2 separate regions of the Homo sapiens genome follow, and region 1 is linked to region 2. The links are chromatin contacts, found by Hi-C in ENCODE. All regions are on one chromosome and are shown on one strand. Each heading gives the region's core, a stretch centred on a gene start or an enhancer-like site at or near the end of the contact. The rest is flanking DNA. Distances are from core to core; before and after follow the strand shown.

Region 1 (6,189 bases), core at 2,277-4,776, 2.0 Mb before region 2:
AAAACTTGTTATTTCATGAAATGGCAGACCATAATGATTTGGTGTGGACATTAAACAAAAAGAGTTTATATGCCTCATTAAGATAATTTTCTGGAGCTCTGAATCCATGGTTTATACATAATGGGTTCAGTATATTTTGTTTAGCCACAAAATCACTATTGTTAAATCTTTAATTACTGAAATATGAAGTTACGCAATTTATTTTTGAAGTCTGCGTATGCTACTCACCAAATTTTTGTTGTTTAAAAAATATTGTTTTGCAATTTTCAAAATACATTAGCCTCATAGTGCATATAGCAATCTTAAGACTTTATCAACCTCTGATTTCTAAACACACATCCAATATTCATCACTTTCCTCTGCTGAAATTATTTCCCACTGGTGGAGTACTTTTTTTCTTTCTAGTGCGATGACATGCTACGGCACACCATCTTATTGTTTGTGAAATCAATACTTAAGTTGATTCAGGAAAAGTGTATGAAACGAATTTCAAACATCTTTTAGGGGCAATTCACTACAATTGCCCCTAAAACCAGTTATAAGATAAAACCAGGATTTGGATAACAATGATGGACAATATTGTCATTGTCATCCAAATCTTGGTTTTATCTTATAACTTAATTCAGAATGTTATTTGATGCCTATTTAATGGCTAGGGTTGCTATGTTTCTTAAATACTCATATTGTTTTTCTAACGGTAATACCATAAATCTAAGCCTGTATTTTTCTTTTTACAACTGATATAAAGTGCATTATGATATTTTAACTATTTATCTTCCTCTGAGAACTGCTGGTTCTTCTATGCTGCATAAATATCTCTTAAGGTAATTTGTAACCTAGTATTTTGAAGATTCCAAATACACATTTGAAAATACTATTTTCCTGGATTCTAACTAAGTTGCAATACGTTGAATTAACTCAAAGAAAACAACTCTCCATATGCAATAAGCTATTTGATTATATGATTATCAACACCTATACAAGGGAAGAATAGCGTTAACTGAAAAAATTATTTTTACTAATGGTTGTTTTTTAAATGCTTTTTTGTATGTTGACTTCAATATGGGTTTGTTTGAAATTGTGTAGTTTCACATGTCAGATATAATAAAGCAGCTTCAGTGAAAAGATTCAACCGACGAGAAGCTACAAGTTCCTCAACTTGCCCACATTCGCATTCCCACATTTCCAATTTGTTCCCCCGCTTCTTTAGGCAGTACCTAGCCTCGGCACGGCTGCTTCCTCTTCTTTTTTTTTTTTTTTTTGGCACGGCTGCTTCCTCTTCTTCTTTTCTTTTTTTTTTTTTTTTTTTTTTTTTTTTTTTTTTTTTTTTTTTTGGGACGGAGTCTCACTCTGTCGCCCGGGCTGGAGTCCAGCGACGCGATCTCGGTTCGGTTCACTGCAACCTCCGCCTCCCGGATTCAAGCCATTCTCCTGCCTCAGCCTCCCGAGTAGCTGGGAATACAGGCGCCCGCCATTACGCCCGGCTAATATTTGTATCTTTAGTAGACACGGGGTTTCACTATGTTGGCCAGGCTGGTCTGGAACTCCTGACCTCGTGATTCGCCCCCTTCGGCCTCCCAAACTGCTGGGATTACAGGCGTGAGCCACCGTGCCGGGCCCTCTCTCTTCTATTTAAAAGGATAGGCACAGCCTTTGGAACTGAATGTCTTTCCTCAGGCCTCATAATAGAAAATGAGGAAAGTCCATTCTGACAACTGGCTGCCTTAGGCAACAGAATTTGGGATTCCTACCCTTCCAGCTCCTGTTGAGTCAAAGGCAAAGGCAATAACCCAATAAATGTGGTGAGACAGTAAATGGAAACTGACATAAAAATAGCAATAAAAGCCTACTTCCTTCTTGACAATCAATACATAATGGAATGGGTATGATTTTACACCATAAAACATCAGAGAATAATAGAATATGGGCTGAAGAAAGCTCAGAAGCCACAACATTTTCCCCACCTTTTGATTTTCAAAACGATTCTTAAGATTTGTCGGGAGTATTTGTTTTCAATTGTTTCAGTGAGGCTCAGTTTTGACCACATGCAACCAAAATAGAGAATTTCATGGAGGATGGTCACAGGATTGGCTTAGAAAAATGTAATCCTGTGAGCTGTCCCCTTTCATAAATAATAAGGTTCCGACGGCTGCACCGAATGTTCCTCCTTTCAACGAGGTTGGGCCGAGGTTGGGCTCCCAGCTGCTGGGACATTTTTAGTCCATCTTGGACTCTCACCTCTGCCTCCTGCTCAGCTGTCAGAATGCCAGGCGGCTCTGCAGCCCAAAGCCCACTCCGTTTTAAACTTGCTCGTTTGCAATCACGTAACCCGCTACTGACGACAGAACCCTCAAGGCCCATTTATATGCGGTTCTCAAGTTTAGGTCTAGGGAAGTTTCCAGGAAGCTTAGTGTTCGGGGAGGAATTCGTTTTGCTTTTGCTAATCAAAGAGACACAAAAGCACAGCTGAGTCCCGAAGCTGGCACACGGGAAATCGAGGTACCACTGTCCCCTCACCGGAGCGCGCAACAATCACTTGGGGAGCGGGGAAAAGGTTTCCACCTTCCCCGAGCCTGGGGCACCTTCGCTCCCACCGCCCCAGCTGGTGGTGGTCTCGACACCACGCTCGTTGCGGGGTCACACGCCAGAGCTGGAAAGGGGAGGTCCAGCCCCAAGTAAAGCGACAAAGTAAGGACACAGTGGTGGCCAAGGGCTGTCTCCTAACCCCAGTCCCGAAAGACAGTGTGGAAAGTCCGCCGGCGCGCCAGCCCTTGAAACTCTGCCGGTCCGGCCGCGGCCCCTCCCCTGCGCGTCCCCACCTGTTGTGAAGCTGCCCAAGCTCCTTCTTGCCCAAATGCTTTGGAAACTGCCAAAGGACACTCAGAGGCCAGGGAATGTAACAGGCAAGCATAAATATGCAGAAGAGATGGAACCAAAATAGCGGGCAGGCAGGGCCGGCGCTCGTGGGGGTCGGTGATCTGGAGCCGGGCCCCCGCCGCCGCGGCCGCGCCAGCAGTGCCAAGACCTGGCGGGCGGCGCCGGCGCACTCCGGGCACCGAGTCTGCAAAAGAGGCCCTGAGCGGACCGCCGGACACCTCGCAGACTGCGGGCAGCGGTGGTGGCGGCCGCCTCTCCGGGGCTCCACGGCCGACCCGCCGCCCGCCGCCGCCATCCCCGGCCCGCTCCTGCCGGGTCCCCGACTCGAGCCCCGGAGGCGCCCGCTCTGCGGGACCGCGCAGCCCGGCTGCATGGAGCCCGGCGCGGTGCCCCGGCCGGCCGAGCCAGCCACGGCGCGAGAAACCGTCGCCCGCCACGGCGAGGGCAGGAAGAAGATGGCGGCTACCGTGGCGGCGGCGGCGGCGGCAGCGGCCTCACACGCGTCGCTGACGCCAATGGCTCGCGCCGGTCGGCGGGCCGCGGATGGCGGCGGCGGCGGCGGCGGCTCGGGCTCCGGCGAGGGGCGGGGCGAGGCGGGGAGGGGGCCGGCCGGAGGCAGAGGCTGGAGGGAGGCGGCGGGGACAGTTTGTTGTGCTCGGAACATGGCGGGCGTCGGCGACGCGGCCGCTCCGGGAGAAGGCGGCGGTGGCGGCGTGGACGGCCCGCAGCGGGACGGCCGCGGCGAGGCGGAGCAGCCGGGCGGCAGCGGCGGACAGGGGCCCCCGCCGGCGCCTCAGCTCACAGAGACGCTGGGCTTCTACGAGAGCGACCGGCGGCGGGAGAGGCGCCGGGGCCGCACAGGTGAGGCGGGCGGCGCTAGGCCGTGGCGGGCTCCGAGGGGCGGACTGGGGACCGAGGGCGGCGGGGGCGCCTTGGAACCCCGGCCCCCGAGCCGCGCGGCTGCCGTTGCCTCCCGGGGCTCCCCAGGCTGTGGGCGCGCGGAGCCGCCGAGGCTGCCGAGGCTCCGCGGCCGTTGACAGTTCCTCGGGCGGGTTGCGCGCGCAGCCCCGAGGCCCCCGCGGCCGCGCCAGGCCAGGTGTGCCCTAGAAGGGGTCTGCGGCCGGGAAAGTTCTGTCCGGGTCCTTGCATCGCCCTCGGAAGGTCTTAGGTTAGCGGGCATCTCCCACGTCTCGGAGCCCAAACGTGAGAAGCACACGGCTGATTTCTTAATTATATTCATGCCAAGGTGACTTTTTTTGTTCTGTATTTTAAGCAAACTTGAGCCATAGAAACCTGTTAACTTGCCCTGCAAGTAGATTTTTCACAGACAGCTGACGGTGTGGTAGTGACCATGAAGTTCAGTAGTTTTGCCCAGTACAGAAATATTTAACACTCCATAAAATGTTGCATCTGAACTTTTCCTGAACTGAAACTTATGCCAAAAAAATTACTAGATGAGAAAATGTGTACTTATGAATCCTACATTCAATGACCAGTTTTAAACGTATTGTTACAATGTTACAGTTTCTATAAGCTGTAGGTTTTTATTCTCATTTTAAAAGAATTTTTAAAACTTGCATTTGTATTCATATTGCAGTTACAGATTAGTTTTAAATGAAAAAAGGTTTTGAGATGGATGTCTTCTTGAATATAGAGTGAACCCAACGTTTTAATTCTCAAGCTGTAAACAGCAACTGAACCATAACTCCATTAAATTTCTTCCAACTAAAAAATTACTTCTGTTGTCCAAAAGGGGCTGTGTTAGCCGTTATTTCCTGAAGTTCATGCAAATAACTAAGTTGTGAGGCTGATTACATCATTGATTGTACTTGAGTACTGAAATTTTAAAACTACTTAAGGGGCATAAAGTTGATCAGATGCGATTCTAATTGATTTGCTGATTCCCAGAACTGGACGTAGGTTCTATTTGAAGCAGTCTATATTTTTGGAAAATTACAGACGGTCTTGTTTGGTCTTTTTCAATTAACCACTTAAAAATTCTCAACCATACTTTATTTGGTTTAGTTCTCAGTTAAACATTTGCTTTCAAGAGTATTTACTTTCTTCATTGGCAGGATCTCAGTAAGACAAAATAGCAAATCTCTCAACTGTCTGTTTACTTACTTAGACTTGAATATTAAAAGCACTCTGTTGTAAATAGAGATAGATGTAGCCAGGCTTCACTATACTTTCTTTAAAACATTTCTCAGTTGCAGGAAAGCCACCATTTTAAAAGCCTTTTTTTGTTGTTTGCGTGGAGAGGAAATGAAGTTGTTTGAAGCCTATTGATGAGCACAGATCTTGAGCTTGCAGTATCACTTAACACTTCTTCCCTGGCTTTTTCTGGGACTGGATACCTGGACTTCCATGGACTTCATTATACCACGTATCCATTCTTCACCAACATGGTTCACCATGTTTAAGGCTGGATTTTTTTTAACCCATAGTTGCAGGAAGTCATTATCAGGGAGATGCCTCCAGGTTTAGCTGTTGGGGTAGTCCTTGTTCTTTCCCCAGTTCCATTGATTTTGTGTGAGGAGATGTCAGTGGCCACTCCTGCTTTACCAAGTCACACTAGCCTTGGCGATCAGGATTTAGGTGAGAATTCCAAATTCCAGGAGTATTTCAGCTGGAGCCACTGGCCAGTGTTCTCTCTGAGCCTCCACATAAGCCCCTCCTTCTTTTCCCCTGGTGTCCCTGCTCTGCTAGTCACATAGCTCCTGCCACTGCTAGCACCCAGTCTGTAGCTCCGATAACCATATTTGTTAGAGGTTTCCCCACTAGAAACAATTATTTTAGTCCTTCTTCAATGCCCAGGCTGCTAAGTCTAGCGCTGCCCTCTTCCCCTGCTCTGTAATCCTTCCTTCCCCTCCTTTTAAGAATTTTTAAAAACGATTCCCTAGGAGCTGGCCTGGGTCAGAGGGCCTTTGAGTGGCAGCACCTGGAGTCATTTGGATAGCATTTCTCCCTGAATCAAACTAGTCCTCCACGGCTAGATGCTCGGACTTAAGGTATTACTTGTTGATTTTTTTATATTCTTGTGTGCCTCTGAGAGTCTAGCACCACTGCCCTTGAGATCTAGATCCCCCTGCAAGTTAAGGCAACCTTTGGCTTTTCTTTTTGAAAGTCATAATCTTAGTGTCTTGGTGGCTGAACCATCAGTCAGTTCCAAAGTTCCCTTTATCATTTCTCACAAGGAATTTAGGGCTCCTACAGGTAAGACATTTGTTGATCAGTCCCAACAGCCTAGAATTCCCTAAATGAATGTACATATTAGGTACTTATCCAAACTCTTTCCATCTGAATAAAATA
Region 2 (6,548 bases), core at 2,915-5,414:
AGTGGACTATGTACAGCACCCACACCAGCTTTATCCTCCCTTTGTTGTCACTAGCTCTCTCACTGGAACATCTGGTCAACGCTGCTCACCTGTTCACATTTGCTCTGTTTCTGCATCAATCTTAAACAGATAAAGAAAAGTTTCTAAATCTCAGCCAAATCAGCTGATAAGGGCTGGATATTTCTTCGCACAAAAATGAAGATTTCCCTGTCACAGAAAAGGACTCTAGAAACCGTAAAACCCCAGAACTGTAGTGTTTCAAATTCATTTCCCTGTGGGACACTCAAAACAAGACTCATGCTTCCTCTCTGGTTTTCCTTTCCAAAGAGGCACACCGCGTGCTGTGAAGTGCTCTTCTACATGACAAACACAAAAATAATTGACATCAACTGGGCCTGAGTTTGCATTCTGGCTCTTCACTTGGGGCTTACGAATGTGAGCAAAGAAATCAAATTTTTAGAATGTTTTTCCCATCTGTACATTTTCTGATTGTGTCTAGTCTATACGGCTGCTGTGAGAATTTTTTTTTTTTTTTCTTGAGACATAGTGGAGTCTCACTCTGTCTCCAGGCTGGAGTGCAGTGGTGCGATCTCAGCTCACCACAACCTCCGCCGACCAGATTCAAGCGATTCTCCTGCCTCAGTCTCTGAGTAGCTGGGACTACAGGCATGTGCCACCACGCCCAGCTAATTTTTGTATTTTTAGTAGAGACAGGGTTTCACCATGTTGGCCAGGATGGTCTCGATCTCTTAACCTTTTGATCCGCCTGCCTCGGACTCCCAAAGTGCTGAGATTACAGGCATGAGCCACCATGCCCAGCCTGCTGTGAAGATTTAACGTGCAGATTAATGCAAAGTACATAGCACAGTGCCTGGCACATGAGATGTGAGGATAAAGAATGATCTACTAGCTATTATTATTGCCTAATAACAACCTTTAGTTTCTGTCTACACAATATTTTTTGCTTCTCAAACAAAACAAAACAAAAATTTCTAGTGCTAACATTATTCTAAATGCTCCCTGAGTTGTATACACTTTTTGGATTCTGCATTAGAATGGCTCCCCTTGCCGGGTCTCTTTTGCTAGTTGAGTTGGTTCTCTCACTTCATGCCCCTCTTTTGGTTTCTGACTCATACAGAGTCAGCAAAACACTCAAATCCTATGATTCTCACGTCCCCATACCTTGCACTGTCTGCCAGTCTTGGAAGCTGCGTTCTCCATATTTACATAGTGATTTGTCACTCTCTCTATTAAAAAGTTCCCTTTTATCTGAATTAACAGCGTAATTGTCCCAGCTCACCACTTCCAAAGTAACTCCAATAAATAGAAACCACAACATTTGGAAATCACCTCCAGCCCCCACTGTGCAAGCCTTACCCGGAAATCTCCGGCAGCTGCATGTTTTCCTAATGACCTTCAGTTGCTCAGAGAATGTATAATTCATTCCCTACCTATCTTCACTAATCCCACTTTCCTAAAATAAATATTAACTCAACTTATCTGCTAAAACAAGCCCAAATCAAGTCTCTTATCAAATGAACTCAGAGGCAGAACAGAAAGGTGAGAGTCTGGTCAATAGGAAATTGCCTTCATTGGAAAGGCAGGGCTAAAACTCCCTTTGGCCTTCAGTTTTATTCAATCTAGTTCAGCAAACCTTTATTGAATACTCTATATGCAGGCACCAACAGTTCCATAGAGGACAGAAAATTGGATTCAAAGTTAGGAGGCCTGATATCAAAAGAATTGGATTCAAACTCTATCTTTACTCTTGACCAATTGTGAACATCAGGAAAGTCACTCTGAGGCTCAGTTGAGCTGTGATAATAACATCATTACTATTACCAGAATCCCTCAACACCCTCACTGCCTCCCTAATAGACATAGCTTTTAGTAAACACTCTCTGAATTTGCCAATGATAAGAGAGTGAGTGTCTTGTGGAATATGAAAAAAATTGACATCTTCATGCATGGATGGATCATGAGAGTGGATGTTGAAATGATTCTACCTCAATTCAAAGGAGAAAGTTGTTTGTTTTATTTCATGAAAATGTATAAGTGTCATTGACCATTGGAATATCTTTCATAATCCAATTTTATTTTAGCCCACTTCAGTCCTAGTACTCTAACAACCCACTTGCTTGCTGCTAGCACATAAAACTGGAAGATCATGCCAAGAAATGTGACCTGAACCTCAAATTCAGAGGCTTATGCTCCCACGGAACCAATCTGGTGATGTTGCCTTTTTGTTTGAGCTTCCTTCTGCCTTAGGCCAACTGGATCATCCTGGCACCAGGGATGCTATGTTGAGCCATAAATACCTGACCCATTTTCTAGCAGCAACAGGCAAGGGGAGAACCAAGATGACATAGATGACACATGGGGAATGGTTCCAGTTTTGTCCTGCTAAACCACAACTACAAAGGTAATTTTAAAATGTTCTATGAGAAAAGGGCATGCGGGATTCCCTGTGTTGAGCTTCATCCCAGTGAATTACACTGTCTGAACAGATAATAAATATTTTCAGATAAACAAAAGGAGTGGGAATAGCAAGCAGAATACTAGGAAAGCTTTAAGACAACTGCTGATTGACCTGTACCTTCAACCTGGCTACTCAATATTGTTCCCAATGTGTGGATTCCCCTTGTATCACCCTACCTAATAAAATTCTCTCCTGTTTCCTCCACAGGGAGGTGATGAACAACTTAGCAAATGTTTGTGAAAGGGCAAGGTAGATTGTCAAATCCTGAAAATGCCAGCTATCAGTGGCATTCTTAGCAACTGGGATAGATGCTATAAGGGGTAGAAGATAAAAATCTCATGACCCCCAGCTCTGTATGAGTGAGAGCCAGTGAAAACTGGCAATAGGATCTCCAACAAGAAAAATCACTGAGCATTGTGCAAGAGGATTAATAACAGAAAAAAATGCAAATGTTTAGGAAAATGCCTGTGCTATTAAGAGAGTCAAAACCCAATGGGGTAATTATGGAGAAGAGGATACAAATGTCTTAGAAATCGTCAAGGAAAATCATTTTTTTGCCCTCTGCAGGGACTTACCAATGCATTCTCTGTAAATCATCATTAAACCTGCATGGGCCTAATGAGGTAACTCCACATCATCCAGTTGTTAAACAAACAAAAAGGTCTGCTCCCACTTTCCAAAGAGCTCTCCAGCCCACACACCTTTACTTGAGTTCAAATTTAGGAATTAAATACTCTCACTTCTTGTACCAGACTGTATTCAAATCTTTGATTTATGGAGTTGGGAACCAAGAGGTAAAAAGAGAGGGTATATTAATAGTTTATTTTTCTCATTGGCATCTATTCAGTAATGCTGTTTTTCATAAAGAGAATATAAACTGGAAACACATTTCACTGTTCTAAACACTTGGGGGATAAAACAACATAGTAGAAAAAAATAGTAAAAATGCTAGAATGAAAAAGACGAAATTGTGTAGGTGTGTCTCATGTTATAGGTTTTTGCCTCTTCATTATTCACTGTTAATTTTTAAATATATTTTGATAGCATAGGAATAAACTAACTCCTATTAGTTTATTTTTTTGTTCTAAAAATCTTTGATAGACTGTATGTGACCCAGGAGTTTCAAGTTGGCTTTCTGCTGCTGGAGTGTACCATTCCTGTATATTCTAAGGGGCACTATATATGGAAAGACACAAAAATGGAAAGTACCACCTTGAGACAATGGGTACTTGAAATGTATTATTTTAAAAATACTCCCCAAAAGTTTTCAGAAGTGGACAATCAGACTATATGATGAGTGTGGCCACTTGGATTCTTAAATTAATAACACTGGTGTATGAAATTTTACTCCTGAAATCCTAGTAATGCACAAAAAACAAAAGACAAAGGAACATGAAGGTTTTATCCAAGACCATTTTTCTTATGTTAGGAAGCTTTTACAAGGCCTCAGTCTCATGATGTAAATTCAGCAGAATGAAAGACTTTTAGATACAGTGAATTCAGCCAGGACTCCTGTCCTTGCCCCTCCCTTGCTTCTTTCTCAAGGAATAGAAACCATTTCCTCTTGGGCCTTTGTCAGGAAATGCAGATGACTAACCAAGCAGGAAGTGCCTCTACCTTTGACATTTTACTTCTGACACCCCGGTTACAGAGATAACAACAGCTGCTACTCTGTCAAAATGCATAAAAGCTAAGTCTTCTCCAAATCACCAAATAGCAAAAATTACAATTTTAATTCTACTTGCATGACCCATTTATTTAGGCCACTTTTTCCCTACTAGTTTATTTTTTGTTGTTCTAAAAATTTTTGGTGGACCTCATTTGTCACAGAAGTTTCAAGCTGGCTTTCTGCTGCTAGAAAGCAGTGTACGTCGAAAGGGGTGGTATGGATGGCAAGTCACAAAGATAGAAACTACCACCTTGAGACCAGTGGGTACCTGAAATGGCATTAATTTGAATGTTTCAGTTCTGCCTAAATGCTTAGTCAAAGCCTGCATACTGGAAAGACGGCATTCAGAAAAAAATGACAAAGGAGACCAAGACTACACTGGTGTGCTGAAACCAGCTCACACTGGGTCACACAGGCAAGCAAGACCAATTGAATGCAGCTCTTCCCAATTCCTTGTTCAGTGACTTCTTGATGTTAGCTAGAAATGAGCCATGTGAAAGTATTCACACCATGGAGATCAGTAAACATCACAAATTAGAGGGTTTTGTTTTGTCCCAGAAAGTCAGTTGTTAAATTTTTACTAGCACAGGACTTCCCTGGCTAAAGGCCTGAGGAAAGTCCATGTTTAAAGAACCATCTGGCTCTCCAAAGCCTTAGAAAGGCCTCTTCTTTCTTGTGATTTCTCAAAGAAGTGCCAGCAAGAAAGGAAGATCCATCCTGTGACTGTTTTTCTTTCCATGCTCTAAAACAACCAAAACTAGAGTTCTGGCCAATTACCTCCTCTCTTTGCTTTGTGTGGTGTATAAACTTCAAAGTGGTTAAATTCCTTTAGCCATACAACTTTTTACACCTTTAATTGTGCTACAATCTGGCCTGTCAAGTTCTGGAATCATTCTGTGAAGACAGTATTTAAATTTTCCTTTTCTTCTGCTTTACCTATCAGGCCCTAACTTTCATTCCTTTCTAAGCAAAGCTTCCCCAAATTGGTTTTCTCTCCTGCTCCACTGACTCACCTTCCATCCCTCCTTACTCCCAGAGGTCAGCCTGCCTCAGTTTGAGCCTCTGATGCTAGTCAATAATTGTTGCTTCTCCCTGGGGCCATGGCTGGCCCATATCCTCTTCTTTCTCTCTTTTGGGAGTTATGTCCCTAAAATTCTTCCCTTACCAGCACAGCTATTCTAAGCTGTGAGTCTCAGCCTACATTTCTGAATGATCTTCTCTCCCTTCTTGATTGGGTTGTTTTTCTACCCCAAGTCCCTAAATGCAAGGCTTTTCAAGGAGTCTGAGATGAGGATCAGCCATTGAATCCACATGGAAATCTCTTTTATAAAAATCAATGTTTGTATTTGTAAATATGATATTCTGTATTCTTTACAGATCCTTTTAAAGTAAGAAATGTTATGTGGAACAACAATTTCCACTGATGACCTCTCCAGTGTCCTCGGTTTCCCAACGTATCATATAGCAGCGGTTCTCAAACAGGGATAATTTGCCCCTGAAGGGACATTTGACAAAGTTGGCTATTTTTTTTTTTAATTTCACAACACGGAGGATGTGCTACTAGCTTCTAGTAGTTAGGCCTGATGGATACTGCTAAACATCATACGATGTACAGAACAGCCCCACAAAATAATGACTTCTCTGGCATAAAATACCAGTGTGCTGAGGTTGAGAAACCCTGACTTAGGATGACTCTCATTGCAGTTTCCCATAGCAGTTCACTGACTAATGGGAATAAGAGTTGGGTGGTAGCTAAAGGGTACTTAAAGAAACACTTGTTCTTGAGATACATAAGCACAATTGCATTTTGTTGATTTCTTTAGTCACACTTGTTTAACCACTCAATACTTCAAAGGCATAAGGTTTGTTGTACTCGTGTAATTATCTCAACCTTGGGAAAGGAGGGTACCCCATTAGATTTCCGAAAAGTCTTGGTTCTGACCCTCAGTCTTCACTGAGTTCACAGCAGATGAGCAACTCAATCCGTGGATGTGTTTATAATATGCAATAAATAAGCCATAGTATTAGAACTATGTGTATGCATGCAGAGGCAGGAATCTGCATCCTTAACAAGTATGTCAAATACATCACAAGCTTACCCACATTTGGCAATTACTAATTTAGGGGAAATATAAGTCAGTGCCTAGAATCAAAGAGCTCAAAGATTGAACAACAGTTATGCTCCTAACTGCTTGAGTGATTGAGTCTTTGCTAAATCTCTTTCAGTTTTCCTGTCTGCAAAATGAGAATACTAATAAAACACTCCTCTTGGGATTCTGAAAACTAAATGAGGTAAGGCAAGCAAAGTGCTTAACAAAAATGCCTAGCAGCCAGTAAGCACTTAGCAAATATGAGATGTTTTTAGTAAACCAACCTTAGGTTTTTTTTTCTTTGGTTGGA

The links. Hi-C counts contacts between places; a loop is a spot of excess contacts on that map. Pooled maps may share reads with other maps.
Region 1: a loop to region 2 is called in a pooled map, with 7 times the contacts of the local background. The contact joins the promoter of TAPT1 here to the enhancer-like site in region 2. A Hi-C loop is called at or near these places in 2 of 37 single-sample maps with no recorded cell type and 3 of 50 pooled maps.

What each region holds. Positions count from the first base shown.
Region 1 is chr4:16,223,808-16,229,996 of GRCh38, reverse strand. It overlaps TAPT1 (transmembrane anterior posterior transformation 1), which reads left to right and starts at 3,526. Exons shown (of 14, transcript NM_153365.3): 1 at 3,526-3,738. The coding sequence starts at 3,540. TAPT1-AS1 (TAPT1 antisense RNA 1) reads right to left here and starts at 3,334. Exons shown (of 3, transcript NR_027697.1): 1 at 2,820-3,334. RefSeq lists an enhancer at 2,414-2,473 and silencers at 2,984-3,183, 3,244-3,313, 3,324-3,423, 3,434-3,483, 3,594-3,973.
Region 2 is chr4:14,176,112-14,182,659 of GRCh38, reverse strand. The region is part of intron 1 of LOC124900670 (a long non-coding RNA gene); the gene reads right to left. Among named protein-coding and RNA genes, the nearest start is that of LINC01085, 67 kb to the right of the region's middle. RefSeq lists enhancers at 3,861-4,155, 6,539-6,548. Within about 2 kb of position 4,164, at least 4 of the 41 ENCODE cell types and tissues checked have a DNase peak (open chromatin) inside an H3K27ac peak, as active enhancers do.